4 separate regions of the Homo sapiens genome follow, and all the other regions are linked to region 1. A link is a contact called in ENCODE Hi-C data. All regions are on one chromosome and are shown on one strand. Each heading gives the region's core, a stretch centred on a gene start or an enhancer-like site at or near the end of the contact. The rest is flanking DNA. Distances are from core to core; before and after follow the strand shown.

What was found. Hi-C counts contacts between places; a loop is a spot of excess contacts on that map. Pooled maps may share reads with other maps.
Region 2: a loop to region 1 is called in a pooled map, with 3 times the contacts of the local background. The contact joins two enhancer-like sites. A Hi-C loop is called at or near these places in 2 of 37 single-sample maps with no recorded cell type and 5 of 50 pooled maps.
Region 3: a pooled map shows a loop between it and region 1 (3-fold over the local background). The contact joins the promoter of STK17A here to the enhancer-like site in region 1. A Hi-C loop is called at or near these places in 3 of 37 single-sample maps with no recorded cell type and 5 of 50 pooled maps.
Region 4: a pooled map shows a loop between it and region 1 (9-fold over the local background). The contact joins two enhancer-like sites. A Hi-C loop is called at or near these places in 5 of 37 single-sample maps with no recorded cell type and 4 of 50 pooled maps.

The regions. Positions count from the first base shown.
Region 1 is chr7:43,052,887-43,056,182 of GRCh38, forward strand. No RefSeq gene overlaps it. Among named protein-coding and RNA genes, the nearest start is that of HECW1, 58 kb to the right of the region's middle. Within about 2 kb of position 1,970, at least 2 of the 41 ENCODE cell types and tissues checked have a DNase peak (open chromatin) inside an H3K27ac peak, as active enhancers do.
Region 2 is chr7:43,837,573-43,840,734 of GRCh38, forward strand. No RefSeq gene overlaps it. Among named protein-coding and RNA genes, the nearest start is that of MRPS24, 30 kb to the right of the region's middle. RefSeq lists a silencer at 1,520-1,599. Within about 2 kb of position 1,444, at least 7 of the 41 ENCODE cell types and tissues checked have a DNase peak (open chromatin) inside an H3K27ac peak, as active enhancers do.
Region 3 is chr7:43,581,125-43,584,530 of GRCh38, forward strand. It overlaps STK17A (serine/threonine kinase 17a), which reads left to right and starts at 1,984. Exons shown (of 7, transcript NM_004760.3): 1 at 1,984-2,325. The coding sequence starts at 2,120. RefSeq lists a silencer at 1,604-2,383 and enhancers at 2,784-2,833, 2,964-3,073.
Region 4 is chr7:43,647,176-43,650,337 of GRCh38, forward strand. It overlaps COA1 (cytochrome c oxidase assembly factor 1), which reads right to left. Exons shown (of 6, transcript NM_018224.4): 2 at 1,425-1,477; 3 at 360-459. The coding sequence starts at 1,439. Among named protein-coding and RNA genes, the nearest start is that of STK17A, 66 kb to the left of the region's middle. RefSeq lists enhancers at 1-496, 795-1,089, 1,359-2,220, 2,863-2,952. Within about 2 kb of position 1,721, at least 40 of the 41 ENCODE cell types and tissues checked have a DNase peak (open chromatin) inside an H3K27ac peak, as active enhancers do.

The DNA of each region.
Region 1 (3,296 bases), core at 720-3,219:
CAGGCATGGCCAGGTGTGGTGGCTCACACCTGTAATCCCAGCACTTTGGGAGGCCAAGGTGGGTGGACCACCTGAGGTCAGGAGTTTGCAACCAGCCTGGCCAACATGGTGAAACCCCATCTCTACTAAAAATACAAAAAATTAGCCAGGCATGATGGCACATGCCTGTAATCCCAGCTACTCAGGAGGCTGAGGCAGGAGCATCACTTGAACTCAGGAGGCAGAGGTTGCAGTGAGCCAAGATCGCACCATTGCATTCCAGCCTAGGCAACAAGAGGGAAACTCCATCTTAAAAAAAAAAAAAAAAAAATTAGCCAGGCTAATGGTGGTGCATGCCTGTGGTCCCAGATACTTGGGAGGCTGAGGTGGGAGAATCACTGGAGCCTGGGAAGTCGAGGCTGCAGTGAGCCCATGATTGCACCACTGCACTTCAGCCTGGGTGACAGATGAGGCCCTGTCTCAAAAAAAAAAAAAAAAGAAAAACTGGAAAAAAGTCAAAGAATGTGGGATTCAGCAGGGGGAATATATGTCTAATGAAATCTTTGGTTTAAAAAAATGTTCCAGCCAGGTGTGGTGGCTCATGCCTGTAATCTCAGCACTTTGGGAGGACGAGGTGGGTGGATCACCTGAGGTCAGGAGTTTGAGACCAGCCTGGCCAACATGGTGAAACTCCGTCTCTACTAAAAATACAAAATTAGCCGGGCATGGTAGCCCGCAACTGTAATCCCAGCTACTAGGGAGGCTGAGGCAGGAGAATCGCTTGAACCTGGGAGGCAGAAGTTGCAGTGAGCTGAGATTGTACCACTGCACTCCAGCCTGGGTGACAGAGTGAGACTCAGTCTCAAAAAATAAATAAATAATTTAAAATGTTCCCAATTCTAACTGGGAGACGAATACATTTTTTAGGCATTAGATTAAAAAGGATTTTAACTCACCGCTTCAGTGTCAATAGATGACGTATCAACATATATTACTAAAAAGAAGTAACAATGACTACCATTGCCTTAATCTTCCTTTTCATTTCTAGCATTATTATGTCCTAAATAGGTGGCTTGGAAACTACCCTTCATTTTCCAGAATAGCATAAAAACATCAAACGTACGTTACCACCAATACAGTGGGTGTCTTGGAAACCATGCAGGAGTCTTTAATCTCCTGGCCACAATTTTTTTTATTCTTTCTGGCAATTTTAGGGAGCTCACTAAGAGCCAAATGTTATCATAGTTTAGCCTAAGCAGAAAATAAAAGTCCCTTGAGAGCTTACCTTATGGTTTTTAATAAAGTGCTTTCTCACTTTCATACAAGCTAGACGAAGTTAATTAGTTTGGATATGAGAAGCTGTTCCCTGTCCTCTTTCCCCTCCAAGCACTAATTAATATTAATGAGTAAAAGGATAAAATTACTAAGTACTCCTATAATTGTACTCGTGGATCATTTCCATAGGATGATCCTGAAATCCAGATAAATAGGACTAAATGCAGACTATCAACCATGACAGAGTTGCCAGACCTTGCTATAGATTTCACTGAAAACCCTGATAAGAGGGCTCTCCCCACCTTTAGGAAAGGATTTAAGAGGATTATTTTCCAGGAACTGATTGATTTTCTAATAGTGATGTTCCCGCTTTCCCTTCCTCCTTATTGCTTTCTTTTTTTCTCCCTCTTTGGCAGGGAGAAGCAGCGAGATTTGAGATTCTGCCATGCAAATTATTTTAACTCTTTAGATGCAAAGCTTTCAGGCTTTTATCCCAATGCTTCATGAGACTAAGAAGACAAAAGAGAGCACCACATTTTTTTGTGAAGTGAAGCTCTTGAAGGAGGATGTCAACAATGTGGTAAAATGGAAAGCTGGTCTGCAGACTGAGAGATGATGTTAAGATTGGTAAAAAGCAAGGCCCAGGCTCCTTTGGCCGCTCCTGCAGGCAGCTGAAAGTCATCTTCTGCAAATGTCTCAAGCCCAGTTAGAGTTAAGGTGTTTTCAGCATATTAATTAGGCTGCCAGGCTTGAGACAAAGGAAACCCATGTCTCTAGGGAATTACATCACTCAGTTGTAACCACCTTCGCTCCCTGGTTCTGGTATCACTGGGACTGAAACCTGACCGAGAGATGTTTCATAAGGGTTAAACATTACTACTTTCCCACTGAATAGTAGAGTAAGGCATTTTGTGGAGATTCTGGGTCTGAAAAATGAGGAAAGACTGTAAGGAAATGAAAAGGTAGGCGTCTTTTAAAAGGCAATCTATTGTGTTAGAATAAAACCAATAGTCATTTGTAGCGAAATGTATATATACTCATGAAAGCTACACCTGTATGTATTAAGAAGCTTTAAAAACAGGAAGAAGGTCTATGCCATACATACTCAAAACGCTTTTTTTGTTTTTGGTTGGTTGGTTTTCTTTTTGTTATTGTTGTTTGAGATAGAGTCTTGCTCTGTCACCAGGCTGGAGTGCAATGGCGCAATCTCGGCTCACTGCAACCTCCACCTCCCGGGTTCAAGTGATTCTCCTGCCTCAGCCTCCCAAGTAGCTGGGACTACAGGCGCATGCCACCACACCCGGCTAATTTTTGTATTTTCAGTAGAGACAGGGTTTCACCATGTTTGCCAGGCTGGTCACGAACTCCTGAACTCAGGTGATCCACCCACCTTGGCCTCCCAAAGTGCTGGGATTACAGGCATGAGCCACCGCGCCCAGCCATACCCGAAAAGTTTTAAGCATCTTGGTTAACAAGATAAATAGGAGCTATATGGCTGACTGACAGAATCAGGGGAAAAAAATAACTCCCAATTATATTTACAAGTAATTAAAGATATGGCTAGAATGCATTCAAATGATGGAAAGTCTCCATAATATTTAAGCTCTGCCTGTTTCCCTCACAAATGTCTTCGTTACAGATTCTAGCCTCATTAAGAAAGCCACACAGAAATAAAGAGATTCTAAATAGGATAGTGGCAGAGCTTGGGAAGGGTTTGAGGGATAGTCTTAGGGTTATAAATAAAAACAATGGGCTGGGCGCGGTGGCTCATGCCTGTAATCCCAGCACTTTGGGAGGCCGGGGTGGGCAGATCGCTTGAGGCCAGGAGTTCAAGACCAGCCTGGCCAGCATGGCAAAACCCTGTCTCCACTATTAGGTTGGTGCAAAAGCAATTGCGTTTTTTTTGCCATTAAAGTAATGGCAAAAAAATGCAATTGCTTTTGCACCAACCTAATAAAAATACAAACATTAGCTGAGCATGGTGGTGCAAGCCTGTGTTCCCAGCTACTCAGGAGGCTGAGGCATGAGAATCACTTGATCCT
Region 2 (3,162 bases), core at 194-2,693, 780 kb after region 1:
AAAGTAATTACTTTTATTTATTTATTTATTTAAGACAGTCTCCCTCTGTCGCCCAGGCTGCAATGCAAAGGTGCAATTTCACTGCAACCTCCACCTCTCAAGTTCATGAGATTCTCTTGCCTCCGCCTCCCGAGTAGCTGGGATTATAGGTACACATCACCATGCCCTGCTATTTTTGTATTTTTTGGTAGAGACGGGGTTTCACCATGTTGGCTAGGCTGATCTCGAACTCCTGGGTTCAAGTGATCCTCCTGCCTGGGCCTCTCAAAGTGCTGGGATTACAGGCGTGAGCCACCACGCCCAGCCTCAAAAAGTAATTACTTTTTTTTTTTTTGAGACGGAGTCTTGTTCTGTCGCCCAGGCTGGAGTGCAGTGGCTCAATCTCAGCTCACTGCAACTTCCGCCTCCTGGGTTTAAGCGATTCTCCTGCCTCAGCCTCCGGAGTAGCTGGGATTACAGGCACCTGCCCCTACACTCGGCTAATTTTTGTATTTTTAGTAGAGACGGGGTTTTACCATGTTGGCCAGGCTGGTCTTGAACTCCTGACCTCAGTAATTACTTTTTTAAACAACCATGTGGGCTGGGTTCGCTTGCGTGAGGAACGCTTGCATCCAGGAGCTGAAGACCAGCCTGGGCAACATAGACATCTTCTCTACAATAAAATTAAAAATTAGCCAGGCTTGGTGGTGCATGCCTGTAGTCCCAGCTACTCAGGAAGATGAAACGGGAGGATCCTTCAGCCCAGACGTTAAAGGCTGCAGTGAGCTATGATCGTGCCACTGCACTCCAGCCTGACAGATTGAGACTGTCTAAAAAATGAAAAATAAGGCTAAGGCATGGTGGTTCAGGCCTGTAATCCCAGCACTTTGGAAGGCTGAGGCGGGCGGATCACTTGAGGTCACGATTTGGAGCCTGGGCAACATAGGGAGCTCTGTCTCTAGAAAAAAAAAATCAATCAATCAATCAATCAACCACGTCAATACCGCGTCAGTAAAGCAGAGGTGACACCAAACTTCATTCCAGAGGCTAAGCCTGACCCAAATCCAGTTCAGCCAAAGCTAGGAAACCAGTCTCCCTGGTAAGCCTCTGAATGTGATGTTAGTATTAAAAGGCTGCTGCGTGGTATTATACTAGCAGCCACTGTGTCTTAGCTGTTGAGAAGGACCTCCTGTGTGGTGGAAACCGGGGTTTTTTATTTCCAAAATTCCACATGAAGCCCTTCCTCTACTGGGGGTTCTGAAGACCAACTGCTCCTCAGTAGTCAGGACTGTGACAGGAAGGATTTTACTCACCACTGACGCAGCCTCAAGTTGTCTCAAAGTGAGGCGGTGTCCCCTTAGATCTGTGTTGAGGAAAATGAGGTTCTCCTCCTCACTGCGGGCCCGGCGCTGGCGGCCGCAGTAGGAGCACGGAGGCGGTGGGGGCTTCTCAGGGGTCCGACAAGGCGGCTCGCACGCCCCCTGCTGGTCATCTGGGGCAGCGCGGGGCCCTCGGCGCTCGCTCACTGTTTAGCGGTGGCCGCGTGCCCCCTCCTGGCTGTCTGGTTGAATTAATTAAATTCAGATCGTTCAATGCCATGATTACGGACGTTCAAAATAAAATGGGGCCCACTATCCTGTGTCTTTCTCAAAAATGTTAAAGAAATTATTAATCGGAACGAAATAAATGTAGATCCAAACTTTACAAGTTTCACAAAAATTCATTCAAAATAGTCCATTGACTTAAATTTAAAATACAAAGCTGGCCGGGCGCGGTGGCTCACGCCTGTAATCCCAGCACTTTGGGAGGCTGAGGCGAGCGGATCACCTGAGGTCGGGAGTTCGAGACCAGCCTGACCAACATGGAGAAACCCCCGTCTCTACTAAAAATACAAAATTAGCCGGGCGTGGTGACGCATGCCTGTAATCCCAGCTACTCGGGAGGCTGAGGCAGGAGAATCGCTTGAACCTGGGAGGTGGAGGTTGCTGTGAGCCGAGATCGCGCCATTGCACTCCAGCCTGAGCAACAAGAGCGAAATTCCGTCTCAAAAAAATAATAATACAAGCTATAAAAATTCTAAAGTTACATTAAATCACATGGAAAGCAATGTCAAATGAGAACTACTTAGCCAGGCACAGTGGTTCACACCTTAATCCCAGCACCTTGAGCGGCTGAGGTGGGAGAACCGCTTGAGCCCAGGAGTTTGAGACCAGCCTAGACACCCCTGCACCCTGCAACCAACCCACCTCTACAAAAAATACAAAAATTAGGTTGCTCTGCCTGTGGAGTAGCCATTCTTTTGTTTCTTTACTTCTCTAATAAACTTGCTTTCACACACACACACACACACACACACACACACACACACACACCATAGCCGGGTGTGATGGCACACACTTATAGTCCCAGCTACTAGGGAGGCTGAAGTGGGAGGATCGCCTGAGCCCAGGAGGTCAAGGCTGCAGTAAGCCATGATTAGGCCACTGCACTCCCACCTTGGTGGAAGAGACCTTCTCTCAAAAAAGAGAGAGAGAGAAAGAGATACTAACCTTCTCTAGGTTATATTTGTATGGGTAAAATGTTATTGTTTCAGAAATTGTGTCAAGTCCCTGGAAATTTGTCAATGTCCTCCCTATCCAAGATATGTCCCAATGTAATGTTATAAGTCATAATTTCAGTTAGTATTTTAAATGTTGTATGCCACAGAAACAACCAAATTTCCTTGCATTATAATGAACTTTCATTAGATCTTAACCATAGCCAATTTATATCTTTTTTTTTTTTTTTTTTTGAGACGGAGCCTCACTCTGTCACCCAGGCTGCTGGAGTGCCGTGGCACAATCTGGGCTCACTGCAACCTCCACCTCTTGGGTTCAAGCGATTCTCTTGCCTCAGCCTCCCCAGTAGCTGGGACTACAGGAGCCTGCCACCACGCCTGGCTAATTTTTGTATTTTTAGTAGAGACGGGGTTTCACCATGTTGGCCAGGCTGGTCTCGAACTCCTGATCTCAAGCAAGCCCACCTGGGCCTCCCAAAGTGCTGGGATTACAAGCGTGAGCCACTGCCCCTGGCCTATTATTATTATTTTTAGAGACGGCATCTTGCTCTGTGTCCCAGGCTGTAGTACAGTGGCATCATCATAGCTCACTGCAGCCTGGAATTTTGGGGCTCAGGCAATCCTCC
Region 3 (3,406 bases), core at 734-3,233, 530 kb after region 1:
GTTTTGCTTATTAGCTTCACTAATTCTTGCTTAAGTTGTATCTCATCTGTTATTAAGCCCATAATTCTGTAGTAGTTTTAGTTAGTGTGTTTTTTTCTCCAATTCCAAAATTCCATTGTATTCTTCTTTGGAGTTTCCAGTTCTCTGCTGAAAACTCTTTATCTTGCAATTTAATTTCTTGAAGATATTTAACAGAATTATTTTAAAATCTGTCTTTAAACTTTAATATCTGGATCTTCTGTGTGTTTATTTCTGTTTTCTTTTTCCCTTAGTTTTTAAGACAATTCTGTGTCCTTTGTTTAAATTAAGTTTCAGACATGGTGTATAAAATATTATATGGGTAATGTGTTGCTCTGAATGATGCTTTTTTTCCCCAGAGAGAATATTTACTGTTGCCATTTGAAGCTGGTTTTCAGCCCTTGGGTCTATTTCCCGTTCATCCACACCCCTAGGGTATAGCTCTTCGGAGTCCCAGCTGAAAGCCTAGTTGCTTACCAGCCCCTCATCATAAATAGGTCCTAAACTCCAATTTTTTTTTTGTCTCCCCAACCCCATGAGATGACTGAAAGCTCTGCTTACTTTCTCACTCTTTCAGCCATGGCTTTAAAATCATCAAATACCTCATGGGAAAAGTGGTGGCTTTCTGAGCTGCCTATCTTTCCAGGATTTCAGTCATCCAAGTCCTTGCTGGGAGAGGAAATTTTTAACTTTTGTCAACTTTTCTATTTTTTCTTAGTGAGAATATTGAACACAAATAAACTAGTATATCAGTGCCAGAAGCAAAACTCCACTGAGACAGTCTGAGTAGAGCAGTGGTGTGATTTGGTTTCGATTTTTAAAAGATCACTCTCATTGCCTTGAAAATGAACTATGCGACATTAGGGAGAAAGAAGGATGGAAGCAGGTGGTCCAGTTAGTAAACTATCACAATAATCCAGGTAAGAGATAACGATGGCTCAGGCCATGGTGGTAAGGTGGAAATAGAGAGAAGTGATCAAACGCCGCATCTAGTTTGAAGGAAAAGACAAGAGGGTTTACTGACAAACTGGAGATGAGCATGAGAGAGGAATCAATGCTCATCCCAAGATTTTTGGCCTGAACAGCTAGAAGGAAGGAGATGAAGAAAACTGAGACGGGGAAAGCTGGGTAGGAGTGCATTCATGAAGACCAATCAGCAACTTACTTTTGTGTATGTTAAGTCTGAGATGCTAATTTGACATGTAAGTGGAGATGCCAAATGCATAGTCAAATACACCAGTCTGAAGTTCAGGGAATATTTGGAAGCTAGAGATACAAATTCTGTAGTCATGAGCATATAGATGGTAATTAAAGTCGTAAGACCGGATGAGAGGACCTCGAAAGTAAATATAGAGACGACTACAGACAATATAATAGTGTCTATTTCATAGGGCCGGTGTGCAGGGTTAATAATATTTATACAACTCTGCCTCCAGACCCCTCTCCCAGTGTACGGAGATCAGGATCTCATCACCCCTCCCCACCACGTGAAGTCCTGCTTACAGCTCAAATGCCTTTTATTAACCGAAGTGCCTCCAGACCCCTCCCCTCCTCACCACGTGAAGTCCCGCTTACAGCTCAAATGCCTTTTATTAACCGAAGGTCAGCTTTTGTGACTCTCAGACGCTCAACAGGTGCGCAACTCTGCTAACGCAGTAGGCTGTCCTGGCCAAAGGGTGGTGCTGTGAGTCGCCTCCAGCCTCCGGGCCGTCCCGAAAGCTGCACCTTCTCCCCCTGAGCTGCAGAGGGCGCGCGTGAGGCATCGGGCGCTCAGGACCCCGCGGGAGCTCAGCGAGGGGGCGGGCGGCCACGGAGTGAGGCCGGGGCGGGGTCGGGCGCGGGGCGGACGTGGGGAGGGGTTGGCCGGGGCCAGAAGCAGGGTGCAGGGCAGGCGCGGGGCGGTCACGGGGGCGGGGCCGGTCGCGGGGCGCGGGGCGGGCCCGAGCTACCGGTAGTCTGCCTGCCGCAGTCCGAGCGCCGCGCTGGGGAGAGCGGGTGTTTGAAGGCTCCGCGGACCGGCACTAGGAGCCGGGGGCGGGTCCGTGACCCTCCGGCTGCTCGGAGTGAACAGGCGGCCAGGAAAGAAGCGGGCCTGAACACCATGATCCCTTTGGAGAAGCCAGGCAGCGGCGGCTCCTCCCCAGGCGCCACCTCAGGCTCGGGCCGGGCAGGCCGGGGTCTGAGCGGGCCGTGCCGGCCGCCGCCGCCGCCCCAGGCCCGCGGGCTGCTGACAGAGATACGCGCCGTGGTGCGCACCGAGCCCTTCCAGGACGGCTACAGCCTGTGCCCGGGCCGGGAGCTGGGCAGGTGAGGACGGGCGGGGCCCGGCGCGGAACCTTCCCGGACGCGCGGGGCGGGACGTGGGCGCCGATAAGTGCCGGCGCCGCGGCGGCGAGGCTGAAGTGGCGTTGCTGCTGCCGATAACGCGCGTTGTGACTTGGCACAAACTTGGGTGCCGACGGCAAGTAGGGCAGCCGAGTCGCACCAGCGCCCCCTCCACGCGCCGCGCCCAGCAAGCGAGTGGTGGTAACTCGATGGCGGTCCCGGAGGCGCGGACACTTTCCTCAGCCCTTTCGTTCTCTGTGGCGTTTCGAATGGCTATTTAACGAGAGAAGGTGCGGGCCGCGCTCTGCCTTTCACCCCGAGCAGCGGGTCTGAAAACCAGAGGTCTGTGGAGCCGACTTTGCATTTTTCCTTCAACTCTTGCGACTTTCTTGGTCTGCCTGTGTGGTTTTAATAAAATACAGCATCCGTTGTGACCGCTTCCTTTGCACCGGCGCTCTGTTACCTTGTGTCGGTCTTCTGCTGAATTCATTTTCGTTTTCTTGGTTGGTTTTCTGCCGTTTTAGTTCTAAAGCATTTAGGTCCCTTTGCTTCGAGTTTAGATTGGTTTCTTTCGTGGGCGCTTGGCCCTTTTCTCGCTTTTTACTTTGCTGGGAACCGATTCTTGCCTTCTCCCCCCACCCCACGCTAGCCCACCCTTTTTTTGTGGGAGTAGAGAGAGCTTACAACTTGGTCTGTAAAGTTGCAGGTGCAGGCTGTTCGGATGCTTTACATTTTGTATGCTGAAGAGGGGTGATCGAGTGATTTTTGTGGGGTTTGGCGACTCTTCCTTGAGAACAGTTTGAAGAAGTTGTTAAATACTCTGGCTTTGGGGGCAGACCTGAGTTCATATTCGTGCCCTTCTTGCTGTGTTTGCCTTTGGAGGGGTTAGACTCTCCAGCCTCACTTTCCTCATCCGTAAAATCGTATAATGATGACAGTACCTACCTCAGAGGTGGCCTGAAGATGCCATGCTTGTCAAGCGCATACCACTGGGCTTGCCACATGGCGTTCAGTAAATGTTCGCATTATTGCCAGCATTTGTCATGGTTGCAAAATAGCACCA
Region 4 (3,162 bases), core at 471-2,970, 590 kb after region 1:
CCACAGCTTTCCCCACCTGTGAACCATCTGGTATTCCCCTTCCCTCTGTCCCTTCTTTATATAATCTCAGAATCTTGATGGAGCCCCTGTGTGTGCACTGGACTGAAAGCCCATCGTGCTTTGCTGGGCTTCTTATGCATATTAGTCCTGGTCCTTTTATTTGTACTCGTTGCTCCTGGAAAAACTGAGATTACAGGATACAGAGGAAGCTATAGCCAACGAAATGGTGGACTAGCCTTTAAAATCACCCTCTCCTCCTTTCTCTAATCTAAACAAAGCATCTCAAGTATTTCCTCTGATGGAGGAGCAGGAGCAGGCTAGGAGGAGGTCAGGCCGCAGGCGGCTAGCAGGATACTTACTTTGAATGAGGTAATACACAATGGCAAAGCCCCCGGCATAGAACACACCGTGGAAAAGGATCCTTGCTCCCAGAGGCATTGACCGCCTGCTTCCTGCATACTTAAAAACAAAAGATACAAATTTATTGTAGGATTCCCAGTTTTGTGCCAAGGGGATTTGCCCGGCTTGGACCCCTAAAGGAAAGAAGCATTAAGGAAGCCAGAAAGGAGGCCAGACCGCCCTCCCTCATTTGCTTCCTTTCCAAATGCCAGGGTTGGTTCTGAAGCCAAACTGAGTGCCCTCCTGAGGGTGCCCTCTCGAGAGTGGCCCATGTCCAGGACCCATGCTGTGGGGGCCCTGCCACCCCCAGCCAGCCCAGCACAGAGCGAGCATTCAGCCCACCATCCTGACAGACACAGCCCAGACTGTGTGCCAAGCCCCGCATGGCCAGGAAGCACAACCACTTTGTCTCAGGCCAACTGGTAAACAGGAAGCTTATCCTTTGTGGCAATGGCTGGTCCTGTAAGCCTGCGAATGGGCTGGAGCTGTCACTGGCTCCTTTCATATTTTGAAAAATGCACCACCCTTGGGATGAGGAAACTCTGGTTATGACTCAGGCTGAATGAACAGATGGAGGGATGCCAGCTCGGTAAATACAGCATACCATCCATCCACTCTTATAATATGTAAGAGTATCAAAATGAGTGTAAAGTTAATTACAGTAATGTGATCTGGGAAAAGTCATTTAGTTCTCATAATGAAAACGGTCAGAGCATCTCTGAAGAATGTATTAGTCAGATCTTGCTTAATTTGAAGAGAGCTCAACAGGGTGAGGCAGCCAGACTGGGTTATGGAGAGGTTCCCAGAGTGTTACAGCTTCCAACGCCAGCATGAGACACGAGAGAAAGACAGAGTGGGAAACAATGCAGAAAATGCCCATCCCTCCTGTGAAGTTAAAGCACAAGTGAACCCTAAAGACCAGGAGAAGCCCATAACTATTCAGGGAGTGACTTTCTTCTATTGTCTAACTCGAGAATACCCTGGCAGGTTCTAGTGGGGAACTTGGCCCTGGAACATTCCATTACCTTTTGCCACATCATAGCACAACTCTCTTGAAAATCATCAAAGGCAAGTTGTCCTGCAATTAGAAAAGATTTTACATTAAAATCATATTTTTAAAGCCCAGTTCTCTCTAGTCTCATACAGCCAAGATTTATTACCAACCCAAGCTTTAGAACACGAACAAGAAGTTAAAATTAAACTCTAAAACAAGCCTTGTCTGTGAAAGGCCCTGGTTTTTCCCCCTTCTGCTGCCAAATTAGGAAGAAAAAACAAAGCCTGCGGGTTTCCTGTCTGTGTCCTATGTAGTTTTTGTTACAGCAACCAAAGAACCGGTGTGCACAAGGGAGAACCGCAGACAGCAAGTGCTTTGACCACAGCACAAACACAGGGCCAATCAACAGGAGGCTGGACCTGCAGAAGCAAGATGCTAGCAATAAAAGCTGTACGTGACAGAGTGAAAACAGCACTTCAGAGTTAAAAAGAAACAATAGTACAGTAAACTTATACATGGACTTTAACAATATTGATAATACCTAATACTTCTGTCTCTGACTATTATGTGTCTTGTACTATTCTAAGCACTTTATATAATTCATTTAATTCTCACAACCCTTTGAAGTAGGAACTATTATCATCACGCTCATTTTGCAGATGAGTAAACTGAGGCACAGAAAGGTTAAGTAACATGCCCAAAGGTGCACTAATAAGTGAATAAGTGGTAGAACTGGGATTCAAATTCATGCAGTCTGGCTCCAGCATCTGCTCTTTCAACCACTGTGGTACACGAGCTTTAAGATATCTAATTAAAGCAATATTGAAATGTGAAAACAAACAGTGTCTCTGAGCTAAAATATATTCTTACTGTTCAGTGTAAAAGTCCTTGGCAGGCATGCCTTTCCTGCTATTTTTCCAGACAAGGTGGATACATATTTGTACCTTCATTCCTTCTTTTGTTTAGCAAACGGTTACTGAGGGTCTGATCTGGTCAGACAGTAAGAATATAAAAACAGTATCAAGATATAAGGAATTTTCCTTGGTCCTGAGGGGAATACAGACAATTAAACAAATAATTATAACATAGATCTATCACATGCAACTGCACGGCTATGCACTGCACAACCCTTGTAGGGCACCATGCACATTAGAGAAATCAAAGATTTGTATCTTTATTAAGACAGTTTGCCAACAGTTGGAAGTACTATAAAGTATCTTGAAGAAGGGATGGGGATGGTTGTCTTTTTCTAATTTGCACAAAGGTGCCTTTGGGCTAGCAGCAGCCTGGTTAGTGCAACCAGACATATGCACCAAGAGAGGAAGTAACACTCAGGAAGTGGTCAACCTTGCTGCAGGGCATCAGCGGAGGTTTCACAGAGGAAGTTTACCTTGAGAAGAGAAAGGTGAAAAGAGCAGAACAGCTTCAAATCCAGGAAATGACAAACAAAGGCAGAGTGAGCAGAAACAAGAACTGCTGAAGTGTAAAGCGCAGGAGAGAAGCCACAGGAAGCATGTCCAGAAATGGAGGGGTGAGAGCATAGTGGGTGATTACTGCTAAGAAAGACCCTCGACCCTGAGCTGTCGGACTCTGCAGATGAGGGGCTACAGAAAAATCTCTCTGGGACAGGGGTGGGCAGATGGGGGAGAGAAGGCAATGCAGCAGGACTGCCAGAGGACACCAAAGCCCAGAGCTAAGACCAAGGTAGCAAGTGTGCCGCAAAAGGGTGGTTTCTTAAAATACTTAGGATGGGTCTTATTTATTTACTT